2 separate regions of the Homo sapiens genome follow, and region 2 is linked to region 1. Evidence: read pairs that join two places in POLR2A ChIA-PET (ENCODE). Cell type or tissue: OCI-LY7. All regions are shown on one strand. Links, peaks and the distances in the headings refer to the core of each region. The heading gives the core; the rest is flanking DNA.

Region 1 (15,639 bases), core at 3,721-8,720:
ACAATGACAAAATTGCCTAATGATGCATTTCTCAGAATGTATCACTGTCATTAAGTGATACGTGACTGTATATGTGTGTATATATAATGAATTTGTATGTGTGTATAGTACATTCATATGATAGACTCTTTTGCAGCCATGAAAACACATACTTAGAAATAAGTAGGAAAATAGAAATAATATATTTGAAATATATAAGTGAGCATAACTAAAATATTAGAATAGAATAAAACTATATGCATGTATATATGTGCATATGTATGTACATACAGACATACACGTATATATGTATGCATGTTTATGTATATATTTTATATTTTTATTTATGTATTTATACATATAAATATATAGATAGATATAATTTGTATAATGCCAACAGAGAGAAAGAGAATTAAAAAAAAAATACACCAAGATGGTGAGTAGAGTTTTGTTATTTGGGAGATTATGAAATATTTTTATTTATATTATTGTTTTCCACAATAAACTTGTACTGTTCCAATCAGAAAATGATTTTTTAAAGTACATCTATCTTTCTTGAGCAATACCCACAAGCATAGGCCACCAAAGCAAAAATGGACCAACGGGATCACATCAAGTTAAAAAGCTTCTAAACAGTAAAGGAAACAGTCGACAAAGTGAAGAGACACCGTACAGAATGGGAGAAAATATTTGCAAATGATCCCTCTCACAAGGGATTAACAACCAGAATATTAAGGAGCTCAAACAACTCTATAAGAAAAACATTGAATAATCCAATCAAAAATAGGCAAAAGATCTGAATAGACATTTCTCAGAAGAAGACATACAAATGGCAACAGGCATATGAAAAGGTGCTGAACATCACTGATCATCAGAGAACTGCAAATCAAAACTACAATGAGATATCATCTTACCTCAGTTAAAATGGCTTTTATCCAAAAGACAGGCAGTAACAAATGCTGGTGAGGATGTGGAAGAAAGAGAACCTTTGTACACTGTTGGTGGGAAAGTAAATGAGTACAACCACTATGAAGAGCAGTTTGGAGGTTCCTCAAAAAACTAAAAATGGAGGCACCATATGATCCAGCAATCCCACTGCTGGGTATATACTCAAAAGTAGGGAAAACAATATATTAAAGAGATATCTGCACTCCTGTGTTTGTTACAGCACTATTCACAATAGCTAACATTTGGAACAACATAAGTGTCCGTCAACAGATGAATGGATAAAGAAAATGTGGTGCATATACACGCTGGAGTACTATTCAGCCATAAAAAGAATGAGATCCGGTCATTTGTAACAACATAGATGGAACTGGTGGCCATTATGTTAAGTGAAATAAGCCAGGCACAGAAAGACAAACATTGCATGTTTTCACTTATTTGTGGGATCTAAAAACCAGAACAGTTGAAAACATGGACATAGAGAGTAGAAGGATAGTTACCAGAGGCTGGGAAGGGTAGTCGGGGGCTGGAGGTGAGGATGGTTAATGGGTGTATTAGTCCATTTTCACACTGCTATGAAGAGATACCTGAGACTGAGCAATTTGTAAAGAAAACAGATTTAATTGGCTCATAGTTCTGCAGGTTGTACAGAAAGCATAGTGGCAACCTGCTTAGCGAAGGGGGAGCAGGCCCATGACATGGCCAGAGCAGGAGGAAGAGAGAGCAAAGGGGGAAGTGCCACACAGTTTTAAATAACCAGATTTTGCAAGAACTCACTGTCAGGAGGACAGTACCAAGGTGGGTGGTGCTAAGCCATTCCTGAGAAATCTCCCCTCATGATCTAATCACCTCCCACCAGGCCCCACCTCCAACACTGGGGATTACAATTCAGTAGGTGATTTGGATGAGGACACAAATCCAAACCATATCAATGGGTACAAAAAAAAATAGAATAAATAAGGCCTACTATTTGATAGGATAACAGGGCAACTACAGTCAATACTAACTTAATTCTACATTTTAAAATAACTAAAAGAGTGTACTTGGATTGTTTGTAACCCAAAGGATAAGTGCTTGAAAGGATGGATATCCCATTCTCCATGATGTGATTATTTCACATTGCCTGCCTATATCAAAGCATCTCATGTACCCCATAAAGATATATACCTACTATGTGCCCACAGGCATTAAAAATAAAAAAAGATTTAGGATAAATAAAAGTATAGAAAAAAATTAGGAAAATAAAGTACATCTATCTCTACTTTTGAGGTAATTAAATTTTTGATTGAAGAATGTGTCATCAGTGTAAAAGAATCATGCATTCTTACAAATTGTACTTGTGTTCCAGTGCTACTGTTATTCCATTTGTAGGTTGGGAGGAAAATTTTATGTTCAAATGCTGTGATAAGCATTTCTAGTCTTGTCTTTACTTTGACCCATTTCTAAATGCTTTTAACAAAAAATAATGATATGCCTTCACATATAATGCCTTTCTTCAAGCTCCTGAAGGTCTTTTCTTAATTGATATGTATCTGATACCATTAAGCAAAATGGTCTTTTTAATTTTTTTTTTTTTATGAAGTCTTGCTCTGTTGCCCAGGCTGGAGTGCAAGGACAATATCTCAGCTCATTGCAGCATCTGCCTCACAGGTTCAAGCGATTCTTCTGCCTCAGCCTCCTGAGTAGCTGGGACTAATTTTTGCATTTTTAGTAGAGATGATGTTTCACCGTATTGACCAGGTTGGTCTCGAACTCCTGACCTCGTGATCCGCCCACCTCGGTCTCCCAACGTGCTGGGATTGCAGGTGTGAGCCACCGCACCCAGCCGCAAAATGGTCATTTAGTCCACATTTGCAGAAATATATATATTAAGGTAAGACAGGAGTAGAGATTGCAATGTATTCTGTACTAAATTATCTGCTGTGGTGCAGTGTTACGCAGATTTCTTCAATTTTGCATGGAGTCATACTGTCTTCATGCATACTTCAGTCTCAGAACTGTCTTTTCTTTAAATAATGCAGTGAAAAAATTAAATAATTAAAGTTGCAGGCAAGAAGTATCAAAGACTTTAAACAGAAAAAAAGGGGAAGAGTAAAAGAAGAGAAATGAACACTTTAGTCGTCTCCTATTTAAAGAGAAAACCTCATGAATGAAACCTGAAGGGATGGGAGCAATGGCCATTCTTTGTCAGAAGGGAAATTGGTGATCTTCGTTGACTGTCTCATTTGAGTAGCACCTCTGGTATTATCAACTAGATTGCAGTGTTTCAAGCAAATTTTAAGTTATAAAACTGTCGTTCAGAATGCCTAAATTTATTGGAAACATACTCCTGATCTCTGGTTACTATAGAAGCTTAAAGCTGCATTTTGGAGAACCTCTTGGCAGACAATGTCAGACAAAAATCTTTGCATGGAAGGCTTATAGTAATAGCATTTTCCTGCTCAAGCCAATATATTGACGACTAGGAGATTATTTTGAATGGATTTTAAACATCTCAGGGAACAGAGCAACCTCTCCAGGTCCCTTTCAACTGTTCTCTAATCAACAGTCCAAACCTTCACACCATGCTCAGAATTGACTTCTAAGCTTAAGGGAAAACACAAAGTCATAAAGATTCTCTCTGGTTGAAGAGGGATTCCTTGGTACTTTTCAACCTGGAAAGTTGGAGAATGGTTTGTTAAATTAAGTTTAGCCTAATTCTGCATCCTTATATATTTTAGGTTTGGCCTAAAGGTTTCTGCATACATAGTGAACTGTCAACTAACTGGATGTGTAAACAGGCTGCAACCTACTCTTGTAACAAGTAGCTGAGTCTCAGCCAGTCATGGCAGCCAGTTTCGGTCAATCACGAGCAGCCAACTGTTCAAACCTATTCAAGGAAAGCAAACACTGAGCTGTAGGCAATCCAGTTGTTTCTGTACCTCACTTCCATTTTCTATACATCACTTTCCTTTTCTGTCCATAAATCCTATCCAACCGGCTGGGTGCAATGGCTTACACCCATAATCCCAGCACTTTGGGAGGCTGAGGCGGGTGCATCACCTGAGGTAGGGGGTTTGAGGCCAGCCTGACAAACATGGAGAAATCCTGTCTCTACTAAAAATACAAAAAATTAGCCAGGTGTGGTGGAGTGTGCCTGTAATCCCAGCTACTCAGGAGGCTGAGGCAGGAGAATCGCTTGAACCCGGGAGGCGGAGGTTGTGGTGAGCCAAGATCGCACATTGCACTCCAGCCTGGGAACAAGAGTGAAACTCTGTCTCAAAAAATAAAAATGAAAATAAAAATAAAAATAAATCCTATCCAACCAGTGTGGCAGTCCCGGAGTCCCTCCCAATCTATTCTGGTTTTGGGGACTGCCCAATTTGAGAATCATTCTTTGTTCAGTTAAACTCTGTTACATTTAATTTGTCTAAAGTTTTACTTTTAGTTTAAAGTTATAAAAAGGGCTGGGCACAGTGGCTCACGCTTGTATTCCCGGCATTTTGGGAGGCCAAGATGGGAGGATCACTTGAGCCCAGGAGTTGAAGACCAGCCTGGCCAACATGGCAAAACCCCATCTCTACAAAAAATACAAAAATTCGCTGTGTGTGGTGGCGCATGCCTGTGGTCCCAGCTACTTGAGAGGCTGAGGTGGGAGGATTGCTTGAGCCCAGGAGGCTGAGGCTGTGGTGAGCTAAAATCGTGCCATTGCACTCCAGCCTGGGCAACAGAGCAAGACCCTATCTCAAAAAAAATAAATTAAAAATAAAGGTATAAAAAGTACCTAAAATCTCAAGATTCTTAATAAAGGGCACTGAGAAGTCTACCAAGTATTAGAATCATGATATTTTCACTCTATTCAAACTCAGCTCCCAGCCCATTCTTTCAAGTTTATCTCAAGCTCTATTTCCTCCATGAAATTGCCTAGACCACTCCAGCAGCACTACATCGCTTCACCTCTCTCTTAATGTCAGCACTTGACGTTAACAGTTAAACAAATTAGATACAGTCATGCATCGCTTAATGACAGGGATACAGTCTATAAAATGCATATTTAGGCTATGTTGTCATCACATGGACATCATAAAGTGTACTTACACAAATCTAGATGGTATAGCCTACTACACACCTAGGTTATATGGTATTCTAGGCCACACACCTGTACAGCATGTTACTGTACTGTGTACTGTAGGCAATTGGAACACAATTGTGTATTTGTGTATCTAAACATAAAAAAGGGTTGGGTGCAGTGGCTCACGCCTGTAATCCCAGCACTTTGGGAAGCTGAGGTGGGCGGATTGCCGAAGCTGAGGTGGGCGGATTGCCTAAGCTTAGGCATTTGAGACCAGCTTGGGCAATATGGCAAAACCCCATCTCTTAAAAAATATATATATATATAAAAAGCCGGGTGTGATGGCTCACACCTGTAATCCCAGAACTTTGGGAGGCCAAGGCGGGCGGATCACCTGAGGTCGGGAATTCAAGACCAGCCTGACCAACATGGAGAGACTTCATCTCTACTAAGAATACAAAATTAGCCAGGCCTGGTGGCAGGTGCCTGTAATCCCAGCTACTCGGGAGGCTGAGGCAGGAGAATCGCTTGAACCCAGGAGGCGGAGGTTATGGTGAGCCGAGATCGCACCATTGCACTCCAGCCTGGGCAACAAGAGTAAAACTCCGTCTCTAAATAAATAAATAAAAATAAAATCAAATCAAAATTAGCCGGGTGTGGTGGCACGAGCCTATAGCCCCAGCTGTTTGGGGGGTTGAGGCAGGAGAATCACTCAAGCAAGTCCAAGAAGTCAAGCTTGTGGTGAGCCAGGTTTGCACCACTGCACTCCAGCCTGACTGACGGAGCAAGACCTCATCTCTGAAAAAAAAAAAAAAAAAAAGGCCAGGCACAGTGGCTCACTCCTGTAATCCCACCAAGCACCTTTGGGAGTCTGAGGCAGGTGGATCATGAGGTCAGGAGTTCGAAACCAGTCTGGCCAACATGGTGAAACCCCATCGCTACTAAAAATACAAAAATTAGCTAATTAGCTAAAACCCCATTGCTACTAAAAATACAAAAATTAGCTAATTAGCTAACATTCATTTTCATCCTACAAATGTCTGGGTGCATTGGCATGCGCCTGTAGTCCCAGCTACTCGGGAGGCTGAGTCAGGAGAATCGCTTGAACCTGGGAGGTGGAAATTGCAGTGAACTGAGATCATGCCACTGCATTCCAGCCTGGGTGACAGAAGGAGACTCTGAAAAAAAAAAAAAAACCCACAAACATACAAAAGGTACAATTAAAATATGGTACTATAATCTTATGGGATCTCCATCGTATATATGGTCCATTGTTGACATCCTGATGTGGCACATGACTGTAAAAATCAATTCAAGGGTTTCACCCAATAGCTTAAAGCTTTGTGAAAAATGTGAATTTTATATTAGTCATTGATCATAGCACCCAGCTAGTATTGGCTGACTGACTGACAGATGGATAGACAGATGGATGGGTGGACAGATGGAGGCAGCAAGATTAGCAGACAGGGCCGTAGATTCAGGGAACGTGGTCAGGGCTGAGACAAGATGTGATTCAGTTCACAATATTTATTGGCCCACTTCACTTGTTTAAATTACCTGTCTGGTCTCTCTAGAATTTGAGGCTGCAAACTATTATCTAATTTTTGGAACCTGAGAGACCTGAAGGTTTTGAATTCATCCTAAGGAAAAAAAATTAAAACACACACAACCTTTACTCATGAAGACATTCTCTGCTGTATTATATACACAATAATAAATTGGAAACAATTTACATATCTTACAATAGAGTTTAGTAAATTATGATACATCAACCCAATGGCGTATGGTCATCAAAATGATAATTACAAAGACCATGGAGACATATTTATAGCATATATTACTTCAAAAATGCAGAATATAAAAGTGTATCTGTGGTAAGTTTATAACTTAATAAATATATGTTTGTTTTCAGACCAATACTAGAAAAGAGTACATATATATGAAAATCGTTATTTTTCAGCAGTGAAAAGAAATATCACTACATTTCTCCTTTTCTCAAACTGTTTTAATTTTTTTATTATTCATTCCAGTGAAGATCAGAGTGTTGAAAGACAACCTGTGATGAATATACAGATGGATAGAAAACTTGGAGCAACGGAAGTGTTGGAAGAAAAATGGGGCTAATGTAGGCTAAAGAAATTAAATTTGCCATAAATCTTCCGTTAAAGCTTCTAAACCATAATGAATTTTCCTTGTGGCATCTGCCACCTGAATCCTTCCATTTATGTCTGCATGAACCTTTTTCTGTGTGTCTCAAAGTTCTACCGACTATTATGTGTGTTGGGGATGTGCCTGTGTGTGCCTGAGTTTGTGTGTGTGTGTGTGTGTGTGTGTGTGTGTGTGGTAGTGGTGGTGGTGGTGGAGATGGTGGGGAGGATCCAATTCTTAAAATGCACCTTTTGTCATCATGTAAGAATAGCTCTGATAATAGAAACCACTCATAAAATAAACATGTTACTGGGAATCTTAAGAGAATTCTTTGTAAGAGTGTCTATTGTAATGAATTCCAACAGACTTTGCTATTGTTTCTCATAAAGCTACTGGAATTTCATCACAATCAGCATATTGCAATTAATTGCATCCACAGTTTGTCGGACCTGGATAATTAGCAAGTGAAAAGAAAACCTCTGAATTCGGTCAGGACAGGAGAAAAGCATTTTAGACACAATGAATCAAACATTCACTTTCATCCTACAAATGTCTGGGTAGTGTTGATTTGGATATTCGTCTAGGGACAGAGCTGAGGAATGACTGAACTTTGAGGTGAAGAGAGATGAGAGGAGGAGGTGAAAAGTAACTGCTGCTCGCTGACAGACCCAGGAAGCCCTGAAGAAAGGCTCTCAGCTTTGAATCCTCCAGTCCTTCCTCCTCAATTGACACTGTAAGAACTTTCCAGAATGAATGATTGGCATATGCGCAGGGATAAAACAAAACCACATATCTTCAGCTGGGTGCGGTGGCTCACACCTGTAATACCAGCACTTTGAGAGACAGAGGTGGGTGAATCACCTGAGGCTAGGAGTTCGAGACCAGCCTGGCCAACATGGTGAAACCCGTTGCTACTGAAAATACAAAAATTAGCTGGGCATGGTGGTGTGTACCTGTAATCCCAGCTACTCAGGAGGCTGAGGCAGGAGAATCGTTCCAACCTGGGAGGCGGAGATCGCAGTGAACAAAGATCATGCCACTGCACTCCAGCCTGAGTGACAGAGTGAAATTCCGTCTCAAAAAAAAAAAAAAAAAAAAAAAAAGTACGTATTTTCAGGGGCTTATCTTTGCAGAGACTTTGTTGTAACTCTGGAATGGTGGAATAGTACAAATATAGGCTTCAGAAAACTTGAGTTCCAGTTCAAGCCCCATCACTCACTACTGGTGTGCAGCTGAACGAATCATTTCACTGTCGACTTCTCATATTTGTAACCTGATATTGATAGCTATGACAGTGTTAAAATAATCACAATGTCTCTACTTATTTGGCATGTCACTGTGAGAAGTAAATATGATGAAAAGCTGAAAGTATTTTGTAAAGTCTATATAAATGCTGTATCAGTGCTCTGTCAGTGTTAGTCATCAAGATCACTCTGGGTCATTATTTAACCAATCAGTGTGACAGGGTTTACTTTCGCCCTTCCTATGCAGATTCATCAATTTCCTCTTTTCATTTGATCCAGATGTTTTCAGGGAAATTTACTTTGAATTTGTAGAAAGGAAAAGGCCTGTTCCCACCCAGACTCCATTTAGCAGAGAGTTTATCATTAAACATGCAGAGAACATGACTAACACAGGAGAATTGCTGCATTCTAGGCCCAATGTAAGTAAAAGAGCTATTGGATAATAGAATATTGATCAGATAATTTGTTTCAGAGTCATTAGTTTCCACACGTAGCTGAACCACTTCTGGAACCTCACATCTCTCAAATCATGAGAATCAATCTGCTAAACCCGGAGCTCCCCACACATACACTTGAGCAGAAAAAGTGTTTTCTAAAGTGTCCAGGGTATTAAATATAAAATCAATTTTTTCATTTAGCCAATGCTGTGGCCTTAAGTATATCACTGACCTTTAGGTGGTCAGCTTTTTACCTGTAAGTGTAACTTTTCTTTTCTATCAAGCATCTAGCATCTAGCTCCTTTGAGCCTAGAAGTCTCAACTACTGTCATCCCTTAAGATTTTATTTTCTAATAATTCATAGCCCAGTTTTATAGAATGTCATGGTTTTTCATTGCTGACATTTACTACAAAATTCTTTTCATTTTTTATTTTGCTGCCAAAATGTGAACATGCAAATATCCTATGAATTTGCCAACTTGTATCTGTATGGACACACAAAAAAATGTACGACAAAGACTAGAATAAGAAATGATTAATGATACTGAATATATTGCCTGTTCTTTCCACATAGCATTCAATCTATGCTCACCTTTTATAGTTCAATATGCTGCCAGATCTCAAAACAATGCTCTAATTATTTTTAAATAAATAAAGAACCGTACTAGAGAAAGATGTTCTCCTCACTCAAACCCTAACTATGAGGCACAGTATGTTCATAGAACTTGGTCTCATTTTCTCAGAGAAGGCAATATTTAGCATTCATACAACAAATGTGTGTTATAGTATTATTTAGCACTTCTGCAACATAGGCTTTCACTGTTCATATCTGGAGAAAATTGAAGAGGAGCTTGCCTTAAGTTCTCCAGTGATTTAGTAGACTTAGTTGCTGAATTTCTGGAAAAGCTAACTAAGTCATAGGATTTAAAAGGGTAGCATTTGCCAGAGTTCAAACTGGGGTCTGTGTTTTCTTTATGCAGTATCTGTTTTTGAGACATCACAGGGAACTTGTAAACACAGAGCCAGGGAAGTCTTACGCTTTTTAAATTTGAAAGCTTCTAAGCTTTCTGCTGAACTGTATTCCACCAATCTTTAGAAAAATAAAATTTTATTGATAAATTATTTCTACGTGTAGGGTAACCTTTTTGAAAATAGAACATTGCTGCCACTCTAGATACATAATACAGAAGGATATTTGCTGCTCATTGGTATAAGTTGAACCTGAACTCATTTTCTTCCAGGAAAATGATTGCAGTGAGGTCTGGCTCTGAAAAGTCTTACTGATAAACACCTTTATCATGAATTGAAAGGTTAAGAGTTACAGAAGATGTCTGGTTTTTTATTTTTATTTTTGGTGTGTGTGTGTGTGTGTGTGTGTGTGTGTGTGTGTTTTCACATACAGACCATCCCTGACTTACAATGGTTTGACTCATGGTTTTTTGACTTTACGAGTGTGTGAAACCATCATAATTTTGAGGCAACGTACAGTATTCAACATGTTCCATGAGATATTCTCTACTTTATTATAAAATAGGCTTTGTGTTAGATGATTATGTTCAACTGTAGACTAATGTTAGTGTTCTGATCAGATTTAAGGTAGGCTAGACTAAGCCATGATATTTTAAAGTTTAGGGGTATTAAATGCAGTTGTGATTTATGGTATTTTCAACTTACAATGGGTTTATTGGGATGTAAACCCATCATAAATTGGGGATCATCTGTATTACTAAAATCTGAAGCAGGGGCAGGGAAGATTGGTAGAGAGATGCCTAAACAATAGCTGCACAATGGCCGTGTAATAACTACATTTTGAATACACCATCGGAAGAATGAAGTTATGTCACACACAGGACGCAGTAGGTGATCTAGACACATAGCTTCTGGAAACAATGGAATGTAATAAATGAAAGGATGTGCTTACACAGGGTATTTTCAAAATAATTTTATTATAATTTATCTTGCTTCATATTGACAAGTAAAATCATACTGAATATGTTTTGATTTAGAAAGCCTCATTGGGAATCAATGAATTAGATCTAGTCCTTGGAATCAAAAAAGTTTTTTTTGTTGTTGTTGTCGTTTTGGGATGGAGTCTCGCCCTGTCACCTAGGCTGGAGTGCAGTGGAGCAATCTTGGCTCACTGCAACCTCCGCCTCTGGGTTCAAGTGATTCTTGTGCCTCAGCCTCCCGAGTAGCTGGGACTACAGGTATATGCCACCATGCCTGGCTAATTTTTGTATTTTTAGTAGAGATGGGGTTTCACCACATTGGCCAGGCTGGTCTCAAACTCCTGACCGTAGGTGATCCGCCCACCTCGGCCTCCCAAAGTGCTGGAATTACAGGCGTAAGCCACCACGCCTGACCTCAAAAAAGATTTTAATTATGAAAACCCATTTAGCTTTGTCTTCCTAAGTAAGATGAAGTTGCTGCATCATTACTTATTAATCGCCTGATTCCTTGAGGGGATCTTAAGAATACAAGAGCCAATAAAATGTTTGGAGAAAAGGGTCCAAAGACATTACAAAAAGAGCAAGCCTTGACTCTTGGGGATAGGCTGCTGCCATTGGCATAGCACCCATTCTTTTTAGTGGGTGAAGCTCAAAGACTCAAGCCTATTCCTTTGATTTCTGCCATCCTTTCCCTACCTGCTATCTTTCTGAACTAAAGTCCAAGGTGGACCAGGGGTAGGAAGGGAACCACTTTCATTCATCATATCCATCTTGAAGAAGACACTGATCTGGGACTGGAAGTAGAAGCTAGAAGGTAAGAGACAGTTGGTGTGTCACTTCCTTCCTATATATCTAAAGGAAATCACCTACAACCTTCACACTTCAGTTTTAACTGAAAAGCTTTCTGGGCCAGGTGTGGTGGCTCACACCTGTAATCCTAGCACTATGGGAGGCTGAGGCGGGCGTATCACCTGAGGTCAAGAGTTCAAGACCAGCCTGGACAACATGGTGAAATCCTGTCTCTACTAAAAGACAAAAATTAGCCAGGTATGATGGCGGGTGCCTGTAATCCCAGCTACTTGGGAGGCTGAGACATGAGAATCGCTTGAACCCGGGAGATGGTGGTTGTGGTGAGCCGAGATTGCGCCACTGCACTCTAGCCTGGGTAGCTGAGCGAGACTCCATTTCAAAAGAAAAGAAAAGAAAAGCTTTTTGGGAACCAGTTTGTTATTTTAGGATTTAAATGTCCACAAAGGGAAGCCAACTGTGTCAAATTAAGCCAACTTCAAACAGGTCAAAGAAGGAGCTAAAGTTTCTTGAAACTGATAGACTGTTACTCACTTATTAGTGTCCCATTTTATCAATATTATACAATACTTTAAATGTAGTACCAAACCCTGAATCAACTCTTGTCCTAGAAGCTCGTGTGTCATGGATCATGGTTTTAAGTGGTAGTGGTTAAACATCTAAAGAATTGAAATGTTAAATCAAGTTTCCATTCTCCTGACTGTATTTTATTAACTCACATAAGTAAATTGGATTACTGTTAATCCTTGTTTCATAGCACACAGTCATCTTTGATCCATGTAGCTCTTCCTTTGTTTTATTTGTTCATGTATTTGTTAAGTTACTTTTCCCTGATAGGATTACTGACCTCCAAATTGACTTTCTATTGGCCTCAGTATTTTTATCTATTAAACAAGGAAGTTAGATTATATGATATATTTGGTCTCTTTCTGCTTTGATGCTCTATGAATAACATTAAGACCTGTTTGGCCCAGAGTCTGGCATATAATTAGTGCTTAATAAGTGGTAGTTAATACTTTACAGTAGACCTTTAAACAATGCAGGGGCTAGGGGTACCCTCACTCCCTGAAGTTGAAAATCTTCTATGACTTTTGATGTTCCCAAAACTTAACTAATAGCCTACTGTTGACTGGAAGCCTTACAGTTGATTAACACATATTTTGTATGTTTCTTGGCTTCTTTTTCTGTGTGTGAGAGGGTGTTGCTCTGTGGCACAGACTGGAGTGCAATGGTATGATCATGGCTCAGTGCAGCCTTGAACTCCTGGCCTCAAGCGGTCATCCCACCTCAGCCTCCAGAGTAGCTGGGACTACAAATGCATGACAATTTGCCTGGCTAATTTTTTATCTTTTGTAGAGACTGGGTCACACTATGTTGCATAGGCTGTTCTCTAACTCCTGGGCTCAAGCAATCCACTCACCTCGGCCTCCCGAAGTGCTGGGATTACAGGCACTGATCACACCTGGCCTATCTTGAGCCTTTTTTTAAAGCCAAAACTCTAAAATTATCAAACCATCCTGCGCCAGTATTAAATTCTCCAGCTTTAGATTCTTCAGCTTCCTTTTGCTTGAAGTTGTTATATAACAACTTCCCTTTTTCTTGAATCACATTAGATTCTATAGGTATGCCTTTCTTTCAGCAATCCTGCTCCCATATAAAAGCTGCACTAACAATATCAAATAAAAATACATGTTTCTCACCTGCTGGTGAGAAAAACAGTGCAAGGTTGTCTCACCTGCTGGTGTAGCTGCAGTGAAGTCTTTACTAATTTTCCTTTGTTTACAATGTTCTTACACTGGATGGATTCATTTATCTTGAAAAGGTAAGCAACTGCAGCTGCAGAACTCAATCTATGGTACATATCAAGCAATTCAACTTTTTCTCATAATGTCATGACTTTTCTCAATTCTTGGGAGCCCTTCCAGCATCACTATTAGCACTTCATATAGGTCCCATGGTGTTCAAGATTTACAGAATTGCCCTAAATAGAATGAAACATACGCAAGAACCATGAGAGATCACTTTTTGCTGTGATACACCGTTTACTGGAGAAACTAACTGCTCATGTGGAGATGATTAGTGTCATCAGATACTTGTAATACTTGAGCTCACCGCAATAGCAACAGGAGGTCGCTAAGAAATTATTACCATAGTACAATATGCATTACAATCAATTTTATGCAGTTGTAATTAATATTACATCTTTACGTTTATTTACATTTCTTTCAACTGTGAGTGGTGCTATTTATGGTCTGTAGGTGTTTGTGTGTATAAGTTTTAATACATTTTAATTTTCATAATATTTTTAATGATAAAATAGACTAGTATCTACATATATTTTATGAACTCATAACATACAACATACCTACCTAACTTTTTCTTTTTTTTTTTCTTTTTTGAGACAGAGTTTCACTCTTGTTGCCCAGGCTGGAGTTCAATGGCGTGATCTCGGCTCACCGCAACCTCTGCCTCCCGGGTTCAAGTGATTCTCTTGCCTCAGCCTCCCGAGTAGCTGGGATTACAGGCATGCACCACCATGCCCGGCTAATTTTGTATTTTTAGCAGAGATGGGGGTTTCTCCATGTTGGTCAGGCTGGTCTTGAACTCGCGACCTCGGGTGATCCGCCTGCCTAGGCCTCCCAAAGTGCTGGGATTACAGGCGTAAGCCACCACACCCGGCACTTTTTCTTAATTTTTTTCAATATATCTAAGCTACATGGTTTGTCTGAGAGTTATTTTAAATTGTGGCAATCTCCAAAAAAAGTACGATGTATTTTTTGAAGAAAATCTGCATAAATGGACCTGTGTAGTTCAAATCCAAGTTGTTCAAGGGTTAACTAGTAATTTATCATTATTAGCATTATTAAATTTTGGGAACTTTCACACCAATTCTCAATCTGATATACTAGCATACCATAGAGTTGGTAACTCTTCTAATTGGCAGTGAAATGTTCAGAGGCATTTTTTTTCTCACACTGGTCAGCTCCAAACAGCCCATTACCAATTTATTATTGATTCACAGAATCTCAGGTTATAAGAGATCTTAGAGGTTAATTTCTGGCATTGGATATAGCAGAGGAAGAAATAAGGTGTCTCATAAGGCAAACTCTTCCCAGAATAATTTCAGTTTGCAGAGTTTCAAGATGGGTCCTTATGGAGTTCTTTTTCTCTTCTTCCATTAAACTGCTTAGATTTCTTTCTGTTCATTGCATTTCAGCGAAGTTTTCTTTTAGAGATTTAAGGGACTTTGGCAGACAGGCCAAACACTAGTGGGGCCTCATTATCAAGTAATATGTTGCAAAGTATAAGGCAGCGTAAAACTGAAAACTGCCTGGTTATCTGCCATATGGCATTTTACAGAGGAAGAGTCCAGGGGCAAATCTTGCAGTTCTGTTCTTCGCATACAAAAAGAAAACACTCATGCAAGACTTGGATTTTTGCTTCTTTACAATGTTAGGAATGGTTTTCTATCAACCACTACTAGTCTATCAGTTCCTCCTTCCTTTGGCTACTGAGACATTTGTAATAGAATTGACTGTCATAACCATCAGAGCATAAGGTCATGAAATATGACAGATTCTTTGCTGTTGCTATTGGTGCTTATCTGCAAGCTTCCTTCTTGGCCAACAAGGCTCTATCCAAGGAAGCTAATGAGATCGTTAAAGTAGATCCCAAAGGAGGAAGCAGAATATGTCTATTCATCAATGGAAGTGGGACTTCTTTGATATCATTTAGGTTTAAGAATCACACTTTTTGAGAATGGACTTATAATGGAACTGTGATATAACTGCAAAAGCTATGGATAGTAAGAGGAATGAGTCTACATCCATACATTTGATTTAACAGATGAATGAGGGTTCAACTCATTTTTTAAAAAAAAAACAGGGCTAGGTTTTTCCCTTTAAAATATATATGCATTGAAATGAAAGAATATGCCCTTTGAGTAAGTTTAAATGCTGGCCCAGGGATTAGTTTACAAAGCAGAAAAGTGGTTTGCCCACTTCCTACCTCATTTTCCAATTTTCTCTCATGTTCAATGCAGTGAATGTTACATTTGTGTGTGCCAACCAGGGCATGCT
Region 2 (15,639 bases), core at 7,083-12,082, 360 kb before region 1:
GAGAAATATCTAGGCAAGAGTAGGCCCAGCTCAGGTCAAGGAAGATAAGTTTCTAGAAACCAGAATTTTTAAAAATTTTAATTGTGATAAAAAACACATGACAACATGACATAAAATTTACCATCTTAACCATTTTTAAGTGTTCAGTAAGGTTAACTGTATGTACATTGTTGTACAGCAGACCTGTAAAATTATTTCATCTTGCCAAACTGAAGCTCTATATCCAGTGAAAAACAAAGCCCTATATCCCCCTTTCCGTAGGTCCTGGCCATCACCATTTTATTTTCTGGTTCTATGGATTTGACCACTTTATATAAGTGGAATCACACAATACTTGCCTTTTTGTGATTTGCTTATGTTAGCATAATGTTCTCAAGGTTTATCCTGTTTTAGTATGTGGCAAGATATCCTTCTTTTTAAAGGGTGAATGCTATTCCATTGTATGTATAGACCACAGTTTATTTATTCATTTATCCCTCAATGAACATTTGGGTTGCTTCAACCTCTTGGCTAATGTGAATAGTGCTGCTATGAACATGGGTGTGCAAATATCTGTTTCAGATCCTGCTTTCAATTCTTTTGGATGTATCCCCAGAAGTTGGATTGCTGGATCTTATGGTTAATTCTATAATTCTACTCTTAGTTTTCTAAGGAACCTCCATACTGTTAACATAGCAGCTCAGCTGCACTATTTTACATTCACCCACAAGGTACAAGAATTTCCTTTTCTCCACATCCTTGCCAGCAGTTATCTTTTGTCTTTTTGATAATTACCATTCCAACAAGTGTGAGATGGTATCTTTGTTGTTTTGACATGCATTTCTCTGGTGATGAGTGATGTTGAATATCTTTCCATATGTTTTTTTGCTGTTTATATATCTTATTTGGAGAACTGTCCATTCGAGTTCTTTGCCCATTTTTAAATCAGATTTGTTGTTGTTGTTGAGCTTCAAAATATATTCTGGATGTTAATCCCTTATCAGACATGTGATTTGCAAATATTTTCTCCCATTTAGTAAGTTGCCTTTTCACTTTGTTAATTGTTTCCTTTGATGGGCAGAAGTTTTTAAGTTTGATACAATCCTATTTGTCTATTTTGCTTTTGTTGCCTATACTGTGGTGTCATATCCAAGAAATCATTGTCAAATCCAATGTCATGAAGCTTTTACCCTGTGTTTTCCTCTATAAGTATAACAGTTTCAGGTCTTGTGTTTAGGTTCTTAATTCATTTTGAGTCCCTTTTTGTATACAGTGTAAGGGTCCAATGTATTCTTTTGCATGTAGAAATCCAGTTTTCCCAGATTATTAAAGAGACAGTCCTTTCCCCATTGTGTCATCTTGGTACCCTTTTTAAAGATCATCTGACCATATACCTGATGGCTTGTTGCTGGGATCTCTAGTCTCTTTCATGGTCTATTTGTCTGTCTTTATGCTAGTACCATACTGTTTTGATTACAACAGCTTTGTAATAGGTTTTAAAATTAGGAAGTGTGAGGGCTCCAACTTTGTTCCTCTCTTTCAAAGATGATTTTGTCTACTCAGGGTCCCATGAGTTTTTAGGATTTTTTTTTCTATTTCTGCAAAAAATATCATGGAAATTTTAATAGAGATTATATTAAATCTGTAGATCATTTTGGGTAATATGGTTATTTTAACAATGTTAGTCTTCTAATCCATGAACATGGGATGCTTTTCCATTTATTTATATCTTCTTTAATGTTTTTAAACTCCGTGATTAAGTTTGCTGCTAAATATTTTATTCCTTTAAATGCTATTATACATGGGATTGTTTTCTCAATTTCTTTTTCAGATTGTTCATTGTTAGTGTATAGAAACGCAACAAATTTTTGTATGTTGCTTTTGTATCTGGCAACTTTGTTGAATTCATATATTTGTTTGAATAGTGTGTGTGTGTGGTCTTGAGAATTAAAAACCCAGAATATTTTTAGTAAGTCATAATCCTACAAAGGACATTAGTAGATCATTGCTTTACTTGGGATTATTCATTCAATTCCATGTTCTTTCAGCGTCTATTAATTGAATGCTTACAATTCTAAATACTGGGAATACAATGGTAACCATAAACCTGAGATTCCTGCTTATGTAGCTGACATTCTAGTGAATGAGGGAAAGAAAATAAATTAACAAGTAAACAAATACACAATTTTAGATAGTAATGAGTTTTGAAGTAAACACATCTAGGAGTGTTAGAAAGAGCTTGACTAAATGAGGATTTACTTTATATGGTGTGTTCAAAGAAAATCTCTCTGTGTTGTGATATTCAAAATAGGCTCTAAGTGATGAGTATGAAGCAGCCGTTCAAAGCAGAGTAGCATTCTAGGTGGAAGGAGCAGCTAGTGCAGAGGCCCTGGGTCAGAACAAGCTGGGCATGCTTGAAGAAAGGACAGTATGGCTAGATAATCATGAGGGCGGGAGGGGTTTTTAGGAGAAGAAACTGGGGAGGCATGCAGAGACCAGGGTTTCTAGGTCTTCAAAGGAATATCATACGTCTGGATTTTATTTGCATAAGAAGCCACTAGTGGGTTTTATGGAAAAACATGATTTATATTTCAAAACAATTACCCTTGCTACCGTATGGGACATGGACTATAGATGGGGGAAGCATGGAAACGAGATCAGTTTGGAGGTTGTTATATTAGACCAGGTGCAAGAAGATGGTGGTTTGGAGTAGTTGTGTATCAGTGGAGATGTAGATCCTATTTGAATGTATCAGTCTGAATAAAATAAAGCTGTACAAAGTTTAACCATGCTTTGCGTGGTTCTTAGGTGATGTTTACTGTCACAGTGTATGCAAAGTAAGAATATTGAAATAGAATTTCAGGGCTATAGCTTTCAAGGAGACGTCAAACCTAGGAACGGTGGCCATGGATGTGCCAAGGAAGACTGAGAGCCTGGCATTTAATGTTTATGGGTAAAAAATCAAGTTTTTATGTTTTCTCAATCATGAGTTTAATCGTTGTCATGTCTTGCTTAGGGTTAAGAAGGATTCTCATTAATTTGTACAGGAACAAAAAAGAAAAACAGCACATAATTAAGCTGATTTGCACTTAAAGATGTTCTGGAAGAATAATTTGGTGTGGAGGGATTATTAGACTCACACATCTAGAATATATGATCTGTATCAACCCAGTTGTAAACGTTTGTCTTAGCTGAGCTCTTTCTCTGGTTGATTTTGCATCGCAAATCCTGTTCCACTTGTCAATTGGAAGTAGATTTGTGTTTTATCTTCTAATCTGAGTTCAAATAAACTGTGTACTTAAAGGGAATAATATTGTAAAACTCCCCCAGATTTCAGCAGGGAAAGGAAGGTTCTCTAATCCATTTAGCCACAGTCTCTTCCTGGTATTTCATAGCCTGTAAAAGGGAAGCCGAGTACTAAAGTAGATTGAGTATTCTTTTGGATTAGTCATAGGTTCTTCTAAAACAACGTTTAGTTCCATTGACCCATCAATCTATGCATTTTTTTAGTAATCCATTTATTCAGTTAATTTATTTAAGAAACCACAAGCTTCCTTGTTATATCTCCTTCCAAAGATTTTGAAGCTGGTGGCTACCAAGTAAAAGAAGCCAATATAAGCACAGTTTATGCACCAAATCCTCAAATATTTATATTCCTTTCTTTGGGGAGAAACTGGGATATCAAGTGTTCATTCTCCTTACCTTCTGAAAGTAGAGAATTTTGGCAGTTTTTTTTCCCTCTAATACAGTCATGTTTTACAATGATTTTCAATTAATCAAATTAGACAGGAAACAAAAAACGAACATTTGTTGAATTCCTACTTTGTGCTATGTATGTTCATATACACATTTTTAAAAAATATTATTTACCTTTCCACTTTAAAATAAAGTTATTTCAAACCTAAAGAAATGTTACAAGAATAGTACAGAGAACTCCCTAAGTCCCTTTACCCAGATTCACCTAATATGCCAGATTTGCTTTATAATTTTTTCTGTCTTTCACTCAGTCTCATATCATTTTTTTTTCTGTACTATTGGAAAGTGGGGCACATGCCTAATAATCATTTGATCTTCAATAGTTCTTCAATGTGTTTTTCTTAAAAACAAGGATATTTTCTTACATCTCCACAGTGTAGTTATATTCAGGAAATTTGACATTGGTACAATATTTTTATCTAATTTACAGTCCAGATTCTCATTTTTATAAATTGTCCCTATAATGTCTTTTGTAGCATCTTTATTCTTTCAGCCCAGGATCTACCGCTACACTCAATGGCTAAGTCTCTTTCATCTTCCTTATCAGGAACAATTCTTTAGTCTTTGTTTTGTTTTAGCTTTCATGACTTTGATATATTTTAAGAATATAGGCCACTTGTTTTGTTTTGGTAGAAAAAATATTTTGTAGAAATTTTTCCATTGGGTTTTTCCGTTTGTTTGTTTGTTTGTTGGTATTTCCTCATGCTTAGATTTCAAGTCTGTATCCCTAATTAGAATATTACAATAGTTTATATGTCCTTAACAGGGCATCATGTCTGGATGTACATCATATCCATATGTACCTCATTAGAGATGCTAATTTTGATCACCAAGCTAAGATATTTCATGTTTTTCCACTGTGAAATTAACATTTCTTTCCATTCTTAAATATAACAAGAAATTTTGAGGGAGACACTTAAGGCAATGAAAATCATCAGAGTCCAACTCCAGCAGATTTGGCACCCACTGATGATTCTTGCCTAAACCGGTTCTAACTCCAATGGTTGCAAATAGTGATTTTCCAACTCATGCTCCATACACACTTACCAGTTGGAATTCTACTGGAAGAAAGAGCCCCTCCTTTGCCACTAAGAATATTTATTTATTATCAGTCTGAACTCATGAATTCATACCTTATTCATTGCATCATAACCCATTACTACTTAATTGTTCTAGATTTGACCAGTAGGAGCATCTTCAAGCTAGCTCTGTGTGTTGTTTTTTTTTTTTTTTGAAGTACATTTAAAAACACTTTTAATTTTAGAATAATTTTACAGAAAAGTTGTAAAGATGACACAGAGAATTCCTGCATACCCTGCACACATTTCTCCCTATTATTGACATCTAACTATGGCCCATTTGTAATAACTAAGGAAACAACATTGGCACATTACTGTTATTAACTAAACTCCACACTTTATCCAAATTTCACTAGTTTTTTCCTAATGTCCTTTTTCTGTTCCAGGATCCTATTCAGAATACACATTATGTTTAGCTGTCATGACTCCTAGCCTCTTTTGGTCTGTGACAGTCTATCAGGCTTTCCTTGTTTTTGATAATGACAGTTTTGAAGAGTACTTACCTGTGTCTTTTTAACATGCCCAATTACTTTTTTTTCTTTTTTTTTTTTTTTTACTACTTCCTTACTTTCTGGCACAAGAAGATGTTTCAGGCTCATTTTATTACCTCTCTACTTTAGTTCTGGAATTTGCTATTTCTTCAAAAAGCCCTTGGTCCCTTTAATGGAAAGTGGCATTTAGAAACTAATATGTGGGCACCAAATAGGCTTATTGATACCGAGGTGCCAAGCGTCATTGATTCTAGGCATTTCAGCAAAGAAAATTAGGATATATAGATATAGATATAGATATAGATTTCTACGGATACCTACAGCATTAGCCCAACTCCGTCAAGGCTCTTTTTTTGCCTTGCTCCCTTTCACCTTGTTGTCTCCATCTTCTGCAGTGAAACAGCACTTCCAACAGCATCAATACTTTCTCAACCATTTGTTCACTTGCTTAATTCCACTATACACATAAATTGGTTTCAAAATGTTTACACCAACATCACTACAAAATAACAAACCTACACAAGAGTCCAGGATTTGTTTGCAATGTTCTTTTCTTCCTAGACAGAAGGTGTACAGTCATATTCTTCATTTCAATGGGTACTTTAATGAATTCTTTCTTGGCCCTTTCAGTGAACTTATGTTATTCATTTGAATTGCAGATAGGCTCATCTGATACTGTTTGCAATCAGTTTTAGGTTTTTTCCTCCCTAACTCTGTGGATTTCATTAATTAATTAATTACTTTTTACTTTCTAAAGGAGGAACCAACAAATTTTTTTCTGTAGATTTCCAGATGGTAAATATTTTAGACTTTGTGGACCACGCAGTCTCTATTCTACTACTCAACTCTGCTGGTTTACCAATAAACCAGCAAAACCTTATTTACAGAAACAGGCAGCAGGCTGCATTTTGTCTGCAGGCCATTGTTTGCTGACACCTGTTCTAGAACACTAAAATGCCTCTCAAAATCAAAACTATTTATAAAAGGTATATTCATAGAAATGTAACTTCTTCTACTGTCTCCTCCACATTACAGCTTATTGTATTTTCCAAAGATGATCACAACATCTTCCCTCCTCATGGTCTTCTGCAACTTTGCTATTGTCTCATCAAGAGGCAGAGTCTATATCTCTACCCTCTGGAATCTAGGTTGGCCCTATGACTGCTTTGACCAAAAAATGTGGTGGAAATGATGCTGTGTCAGTTTTGGTATTCTGTTTCCTGCCCCTTAGAATGTATATTTGGGGAGCAGACATCATCATGTAATAAGCCCTCAGCCTTATTACCTAAGCCACATGTAATAACCTTAACTTCTTTGGGACCTCCATATTGTGAGGGAGACCAAACTGATGATGTAAAGAGAAAACAATGCTGCCAGCTATTTGTGCCATCCACTTCCAGGTGCCAGACATGTGAGTGAAGAAGCCATCTTGGACACACCCACTCCAGGAGATGCCACTCGACCCAGGCACACTGCCTCAGTTGAGTTGTCCCAGCCCTCTAGCCATTCAAACCACCCCAGTTGAGGCTTCAGATACTATGCAGTGAAGAGCTGTTGCCCACTATGCCCTGCCAGAATTCATGACTTGTCAAATCACATAGTTGTTGAATGACTGTACCAGTTTTGGGATAATTTGTTAAACACTAAGATAACCCAGAACACATCCTTTTCTCCCTACCATCACCACCACCATTGTATTAGTTTTCTAGGGCTGCTGTAACAAAGTACCAAAAATTAAGTGGCTTAAACAACAGAAATTTATTGTTTCACAGTTTTGGGGGCTAGACGTCCAAAATAAAGGTGTCTGTAGGGTTGGTTTCTCCTTAGGGCTGTGAGAAAAGGATGTTTTAGGCCTTTCTCCTTGGCTAGTAGATGGCCATCTTCTCCCTGCCTCTTCCAGTCACCTTCCTTCTTCATATGTCTCTGTGTTCAAGCTTCCCCTTTTCATGATGACACAAGTCATAATGAATTGGGTCCCTTTCTAATGACCTCATTTTAAAACTGATTACATCTTTAAAGACCCTATCTCCACATAAGGTCACATTTCGAGGTAGTAAGTGTTAGGACTTTAACATATGAATTTTGAAGGAACACAATTTACCTCAAAACAATCATTCCTGTAGGTAGTCAATTTCATTTATTTTTTGTTTAATCTCCCTGTGTTGCCTTCCTGCAAAAACTAAGCAGATTTATAATTTTTTCCTCTTTCTCTTCTGTAATTTTTTTCCACTTTGCTGTTTTTTTTAAATTTAACAATATAGCCAAGAAAACACCCCATATCAATTTGTAGAGATTTTTCTCATTTTTTTTGTAGCTACATAGTATATCAATGTGTATATAAACCATGGTTTATTCAACCCATCTTTAGGTATCTAGGTATGTTCCAATATTTTGCAATTACAAATAATGCTGTGATGAATAGCCATGTGCTTATGTATTTTCATTTTGTTTGAAGTGTATCTTCAGAGTAAATTCCAAAAAGTAGAATTGCTGAGTCAAAAGATAAATGTGTATATAGTTATGTAGATATTGTCAAATTCTCTTCATAGAAATTGTGTAATTTTCTATTTCTATCAACAATTAATGTATTAAAGTTCATGTTTATCCATGGCCTCTCCAATAGAATACATTGCCAATATGTTTAATCTTTGCCAATCTCTTAGGTGAGAAATGTTATCTGAGTACAGTTTGAATTTGAATTTCTCTGAGTGAAATTGAGTATCTTTTCATATGTTTAAAAGTCATTTTATATGTATATGTCTGTATATGTCTTTTGTCTACGTTTACATAATTTTAAAATCTATTTCCTCTTAATTTTTATATATTAGGGGTATTATTTCTTTATATGTTTCAATTATTTCCTCTAAATTTGTTATTTTATTTTTTATTTTGCTTGTAGTGAGTTTTTTTGCCATAAATGAAAAAATTATGTAGTTAAATTTGTTATCTTTCATTGCATCTGCATTTAGAATCATAGAAAGTGTTTTCCTATACCAAACCCATGGAGGAATCCATTTTTGTTTTCTTCTATTACTTATATAGTTTTTTTGTTTTTTAAACATTCAGATCTTTGAACTATTTGGATTTTAATCTTGCATATGATGTGAGGAATGGATTTAACTGTATCTTTTGCAAATAGCTATCCAATTGTCCCAGCACTATATTTTTGTTTTTTTAGGGATAGGATCTCACTGTATCATCCAGGATGGAGTGCAGGGGTATGATCATAGCTGACTGCAGCCTTGAACTCCTGGGCTCAAGAGATGCTCCTGCCTCAGCCTTCCAGGTAGCTATGACTACAGGTGCATACCACCACATCTGGCTAACTAATTTTCTTCTTTTTAATTTTTATAGAGACTGGGGTCTCACTTTGTGACCCAGGCTGGTCTCAAACTCGTGGCTTCAAGCAATCCTCCTCTTTGGCCTTCCAAAGTGCTGGGATTATAGGCATAAGCCACTGTACCGAGCCCCAACACCATTTTTAAAAAGGCTCAGTGTTATGAAATCTCACTTTCATCATACACTGGATTTCCATAAAATGCTGATTCTACTTTTAGACTTTCTTTTTTATTCCATTGGTCTGGTTATCTCTCTGTGTATCATTACACTGTTTTAATTACTGTGGCTTTGTGACATTTTAATATCTGGTAGAGCTAGGCCCCTTTCATAGCTCTTTTTCTTCCCAGCATTTTCCCAATTATATTCTTGCATATTTATTATTTGATGTGGACTTAATTATCAAGTTGTTCCACACTAGAAAAAAGCTTTTTGGTATTTTAACTCAGGGAGAATTTATATCTTGATGATGTTGAACTGTCCAAAATAAAACAACATGAGGAGGAAGTATTTCATAGTTTATACAGATTTTGAACATGATTTGTTAAGTTTATTTCTAAGGTTTTTTTGTGGTTTATTTTTTAAGTTCATTTTGCTGCTATTGGTAAATTGTGCTTCCGTTAGTCCTATTTAGATATTATTTGTGTATGTGTATACTATTGGTTTTTTATATTAATTTTATATTTTGCTTTTATTGTTTGAATTAGTTTTACATTAATTATCTAGGGTTTTCCAGGTGTATTATCATGTCATCTACAAATATAGATAATATATTTCCTTTCATGGCTCAAGTTATTTTTTGTCTAGTTGCATTAATTAATAATTCTAATATGATGTTAAATAACCATGCAGTTAGCATGGATCTTTGCCTTGTCCCTGACCTTGGTGGGAATGTTTCTAGTGTTTCTCTATTAAGTAATATTCTTGCTTCATGGCATATATGCATGTATGTATGTAAATGGATAGGTAGACATAGGTATGTGTATGTAGATATTTATGTGTGTGTGTGTGTATATATATATATATATGTATATTTGTAATTATTCTGAGCTTGATTTTAGTACTTTAGGACCTGAGTTTTCCTTCAGTTGCTTCTTAGAGCACAGCTCTCTCTCTGGCTGCACTATCCATATTTATTGCTGTAGGTTGTTGCTACAAATGGCTGCTGCTCAATGTTTAATATAAATTATCAAAGGTATGAAGGAGAAAAATGACTTAGTCTTGTGAGTGTACATCTTCAACTATTTACCCTAATGACTGCCTTGGAATTTTCTCTATTCTCTTGTCTCCATTTATTTTGGGCTAAGATTTCCCTCAAGCCTCTCTTACCTTCATGTTTTTTTTCCCTCTAAGCTGATTTAAAGCACTCTAAGCTATTTTTGTTTCTTTTTATACCTGATCTTGGCTATCTTTCAGGAATTCCTTCCCCTTTTTCTTTTGTTTTCCTGAATAGTCGCAAATTTATTTTATCATTTTTCAATACCCTTTTTGCCATTTTGTGGGATTTAGGTAAGAGGAAGTGTTTACCTGCCATTTTGATTTAATGTCCTGTTTAAACTTTTCATGTAGGTGAACTAGTTCAGTCCTATTTGCCCAGGACTTTTCTGGGTATAGCACTGAAAGTCTTGTCTCCCAGAGAACCTTTCAGTCCCTGTAAAATAGAGGAGTTGGTCACCTTATTTTCTGAGACAGTGGGAAATTTAGTTTAACTTTCTACATCTAGGTGGTTGGTCCAACAGTATCTTCTCCTACATACTCATGAATGGACAACTCAAATAACTAATGTGATAAGAATGGTGAAAATGTTTTGAGTTTTGCTGGGAGAGGAGGAATAAAAATATATAAGAAGAGTATAGATATCCAAGAAAGATAATATTGGTATGAGGTTCAAAGAAGCTATAATAGAACTATTGCCATTAGGCCATTCAGGCAGAAGGGGAACTTCAGTGTCACTTCTCATACAAATACTGAGAAAAAAATGAGATGCATTGCTGTCCCCCCATCTCCTCCCTGCCACCACACCTATCATATCCTCTATTTCAGTAATTGATTAGTTGACCCTAGGTCCACAATTTTACCATGTTATGTATCAAGGCATATATTTCTTCTACCTGTGTCAAAGCAAGGGTCTTACAACATATTTGCAGGTATGAAACCTATGGCACTTGGAAGAATCTCATATGTGCACATACTCATATATGCATTGTCAGCCTATTAATGCTATGGAAAAGTTTTACTTGCTCTAGGCAACAAAAGTAACTCACATAATTGTGAATCAAGATAGACAAAAGCAAGAAGGTTGCCATCAATATGCAAATTAGGAATTAACTCCTTTCTATCCAGTGTTCATTTTGCCCTGCAGAATTAAGTTAGTTATATGGTCTCAGTGTATGGCCTGCAGATTTTCTAGACCAATCATGATTCAAATATTTTATTTCACTGTCTACATGACTGACATTGATCTGCCCCATATTTTGGGTTTGAAAATATGGAGACTGTGACTAACTTAAATGTTAAACTACCACTGATCAGTGGTAAAATTTTGAACCACACAAAATGTGTTGGCGGCTATTCCCTACTGTCTTAGCATGTTCTCCTTCTTAACTCCAATGTCTTCCTTCTCATTTGCTTAACCCATGTCACAGTCATCCCTGTCTCCCTTCACCCTGATGTCTTGTCCATGAAGCACTGTCTTCTTTGCTAATGTCAATGTCAGATGATAAGACTTAAAAAACCACCTAGGAGTTCTCACAGGTAATAATGATTTTGAGAAGTAAAAGAAACCAACCAAACAAAGAAACAAACCAAACAAACTTCAGGATTTCTGGGTTCCACCTGGAAGGATGGGAGTTATGTGTTTATAGCCACAGTAGACACTGCACCAAAGCCTGCCGTGGTGGTTATACAGCTTATAGACTGTGATGTAAATTTGCCCATACAGGGATTTCTAGTGGCTGGACTTTTGTCTAAGCTGGATCAATTTGGAAAATAAACCAAGAAGGTGTTTCAGGGAAGTATTTCCGGGCAGGGGAACCCAAAATGTGGTCAAGATGAATGAGTAAATCAAATCAGAGGGTAATATCAGGAGAATTAAGAATTGGCCCAGGTAAGGTGCAAACACAGGTTGGAGGGTAGTTCCAAGTTTAGTTTATGAAGAATGTGTATGAAGATGAGGTGTGCCCTGAGCCATAATGCAGTATAATGTAAAAAAAGCTTGCCTACGGCATAATTCTGTGGAGTGATGCAAATCACTCCTGCAATTAGTGAGACAAATACTTCCAGATTAGGGTCCCAGCAAAAGTTACAATTTGTCAGCTCTTATCATAACATTGGTACTAAAATTAAAGTGTTCTAATTTTCTTACCAAATGTAAAAGTGATCAATGAAATGAAAAGTTTTGCAGTGGCTACTGTAATAGTAAGTGACAATGATAAGTGCTTAGAGTAACAGCAAGTTAACAATTAAATTTATGCTTATAGCTCAATCTCTAAAGATATGAAAACGTTGACTGGAAGTTAGAATATATCCAAAATGACATTTAAGATGAAAGTTTATATGCCGGTGAAAATATATTACTAGAAACACATAACTTCTCTGTGCCAGCACTGTTCCAAGCACTGTATAGTAAGCACTCAGTTAATGTCATCAATAGGTTCTCAGAAACTGTGACTTTGAGGGAAATTATGTATAGGGAAATCAATTTTACCATAGGCTAATTGATATAAACAAAAGTTAAGCTCATATAGTGTATTTCTGGTCACACATGCATCATCAAATTTGTAAATAAAGACCCAAAACACTTCTAATCTTAAACATTGAAATAAATGTGAGTATACACACATTTCAGAAAGATTAATGAAAACAAGTAAGATAATTATTTATGGCCAGGCATGGTGGCTCATGCCTGTAATCCCAGCACTTTGGGTGGCCAAGGCAGGTGGATCACAAGGTCAGGAGATTGAGACCATCCTGGCTAAAACGGTGAAACCCCATCTCTACTAAAAAAAAAAAAAAATACAAAAAATTAGCCGGGCGTGGTGGCGGGCACCTGTAGTCCCAGCTACTCGGGAGGCTGAAGCAGGAGAATGGCAACCCAGGAGGCAGAGCTTGCAGTGAGCTGAGATTGCGCCACTGCACTCCAACCTGGACACAGAATGAGACTCTGTCTCAAAAAAAAAAAAAAAAGATAATTATTTACGCAGTAATTTTAGTTCAGGGTGTCAGGTAGCCAGAACCTATCCCTGCAGCTCAGGGCCACAGACAGGGACGACTCTGGACAGGACATGCTCACACACAAAATCACGCTCACTCACGCAGGGACCATGTAGCCAATGAATCTAACTTGCACATCTTTTGGGATGTGGGAGGAAACCAGAGTACATGGTCAGCACCCATGTGGACATGGGAAGAACACACAGACTCCACGCAGACATGGGAAGGACACACAGACTCCATGCGGACATGGGAAGGACACACAGACTCCACGCTGACATGGGAAGGACACACAGACTCCACACAGACATGGGAAGGACACACAGACTCCACACAGACATGGGAAGGACACACAGACTCCACGTGGACATGGGAAGGACACACAGACTCCACGCTGACATGGGAAGGACACACAGACTCCATGCAGACATGGGAATGACACACAGACTCCACACAGACATGGGAAGGACACACAGACTCCATGCAGACATTGGAAGGACACACAGACTCCACGCGGACATGGGGAGGACACACAGACTCCAAGCGGACATGGGAAGGACACACAGACTCCACGCGGACATGGGAAGGACACACAGACTCCACGCAGACATGGGAAGGACACACAGACTCCACGCGGACATTGGAAGGACACACAGACTCCACGCGGACATTGGAAGGACACACAGACTCCACGCGGGCATGGGGAGGACACACAGACTCCGAGCAGACATGGGAAGGACACACAGACTCCACGCGGACATGGGAAGGACACACTGACTCCATGCGGACATGGGAAGGACACATAGACTCCACACAGACATGGGAAGCACATGCAGACACCACACAGACAGTGGCCCTGACTGCGTGAAATTTTTTTTCTGAATTCCAAGGGAATCCATTTTTTTCCCTCATCAATGTTATAACAAAATGAAGCTAAACAAAATGACCTTATTTGAGAACTTTCTGTGTGTACATCGACAGATTTTACTCTTTTATTCAGGGAAAGCATAAAGATTCGATTCAGAGAATGAAAAATAATATAATGAAATGACTTGACAAAGTAAAGTTTTATAACTAACAAAGGAGAATCTCAGAGCACAAGTACACTTTGTGGCACCAGATGTGTCCAGGAATGTTTATGGGGGTGCCTTCTAAGTAGCGAGTGAGACAGAAAAGCTAATAATTCAATACTACATGATGAATGCTGTGTCAGGCTGGGTAAGAGGACAGAGCCTGGGGAGTGACTAACTCCGCATGGGCAGGGAGGGGAAAGCCTTAAAGAGAAAATGACATCTGAAAAGACAGTGATTAAAAATTGAGACTTCTTTAGTTCTTTTGAGCTTTGTATAAAGAAACTTCTTAAGAAAATGGAATCTTTTAAGGGTAGTCCTTTGAAATAGGACTACGTATTTGAAACCAATTTTCCCTGAGCCACATGTCCAAATCAAATGATGACTTTCATTGTCTGAGTAAGACATGATGTCCTCTTGATACTTAGTGGTCACTGCTATTCGGCTAATCTCTCGTTTTTGTTTTTTTGAGACAGGGTCTTGCTCTATTACTAGGGCTGGTGTCCAGTGGCCCAATCATGGCTCACTGCAGCCTCCACCTCCAGGGCTCAAGTGATTCTCCTGCCTCAGCCTCCCAAGCAGCTGGGACTATGGGCAAACACCACCACACCTGGCTCTTTTTAAAATTTTTTGTAGAGACAGGGTTTTGCCATGCTGCTCAGGCTGGTCTCAAACTTCTGGGCTCAAGTGATCCTCCCGCCTCAGCCTTCCAAAGTGCTCTGATTACAGGCATGAGCCACCATGCCCAGCCCTATTCAACTGATCTCTACGAGCCTGCCAAAATCTATTCCTGCCACTGAAGTCACATTCTTACCAAAGTCACTTCTCTTGGTTCTTAAACTTTATTTGGCAACTGTACTTAGCAAATTATATAATTTGATTAAATATTTATATTTATGCTAATTGTACTTATGTAATTAGGAACTTAATTAAATGTTAAATAAGTCAATGAAATGTGAGTTTAAAAAGGTTATTATTCCTTTGAAAATATAATTGAAGCTTTGGAAGACTGTATAAAGTCTAGTCACAATAATAAAATTCTGTTGAATTATATGTGGACAACTATAGAAGTTTGGGAAGGGGATTATAAAACTAGAAGGATTTTGAACTCAGACTGCACTAATATTATATATAAGTGTTCACAAGCATCTTCTCTAAAGTGTCTTGCATCACTTTAAAGAAACCCGAGCTCGAAATCATAGATTATGCATCATGGATGTGATTTATGCAAGACAGATATGGAACTCCAATCAGAGTTTTGATGCACAAAGAAGAGGAAGAATGTAGCTGTATATCTAATGATTGCCAATGAATGTAGACTTATATACTTTAAGTTCAAAATAAAAAAATGTATAGTATTTATGTATTTTAATAATACACCACATGTTGTGGCTTGCTCCTGTAGCCACAGCTACACTCAGGAGGCTGAGGTGGGAAGATCACTTGAGCCCAGGAGTTGGAGGCTGCAATGAGCTACGATTGTGCCACTGCACTTTAGCCTGGGTAATAGAGCAAGAACCTATCTCTAAAAACAAAACAAAACAAAACAAAGCAATATAATTAAATAAAAATAATTTCCAGTTTAAAACTTTCTTTTTCTTAAGCAGCTAACAAATGGATCTAATTGCATTTGAAAAAAGACCATGTACGGTACCACAAAAACCACTTATTTTTCTTCTTTAATCACGGGTGGCATCATAGTAAATACAAGCATCT

What was found. Peaks named below come from ENCODE experiments on the same cell type or tissue, not always from the same donor. Only the 100,000 strongest peaks of a DNase experiment are listed, where the experiment ranks them.
Region 2: POLR2A ChIA-PET joins it to region 1 with 6 read pairs; 2 of 35 experiments call an interaction of 5 or more read pairs at or near these places.

The regions. Positions count from the first base shown.
Region 1 is chr9:75,872,236-75,887,874 of GRCh38, forward strand. It overlaps LOC105376091 (a long non-coding RNA gene), which reads left to right. Exons shown (of 3, transcript XR_929952.2): 3 at 7,006-7,287. Among named protein-coding and RNA genes, the nearest start is that of PCSK5, 11 kb to the right of the region's middle. RefSeq lists a silencer at 5,630-5,679. In OCI-LY7, for the core only: no CTCF peak of the experiment used is centred there; a DNase peak (open chromatin) is centred at 5,706.
Region 2 is chr9:75,505,907-75,521,545 of GRCh38, forward strand. No RefSeq gene overlaps it. Among named protein-coding and RNA genes, the nearest start is that of PCSK5, 380 kb to the right of the region's middle. In OCI-LY7, for the core only: no CTCF peak of the experiment used is centred there; no DNase peak of the experiment used is centred there.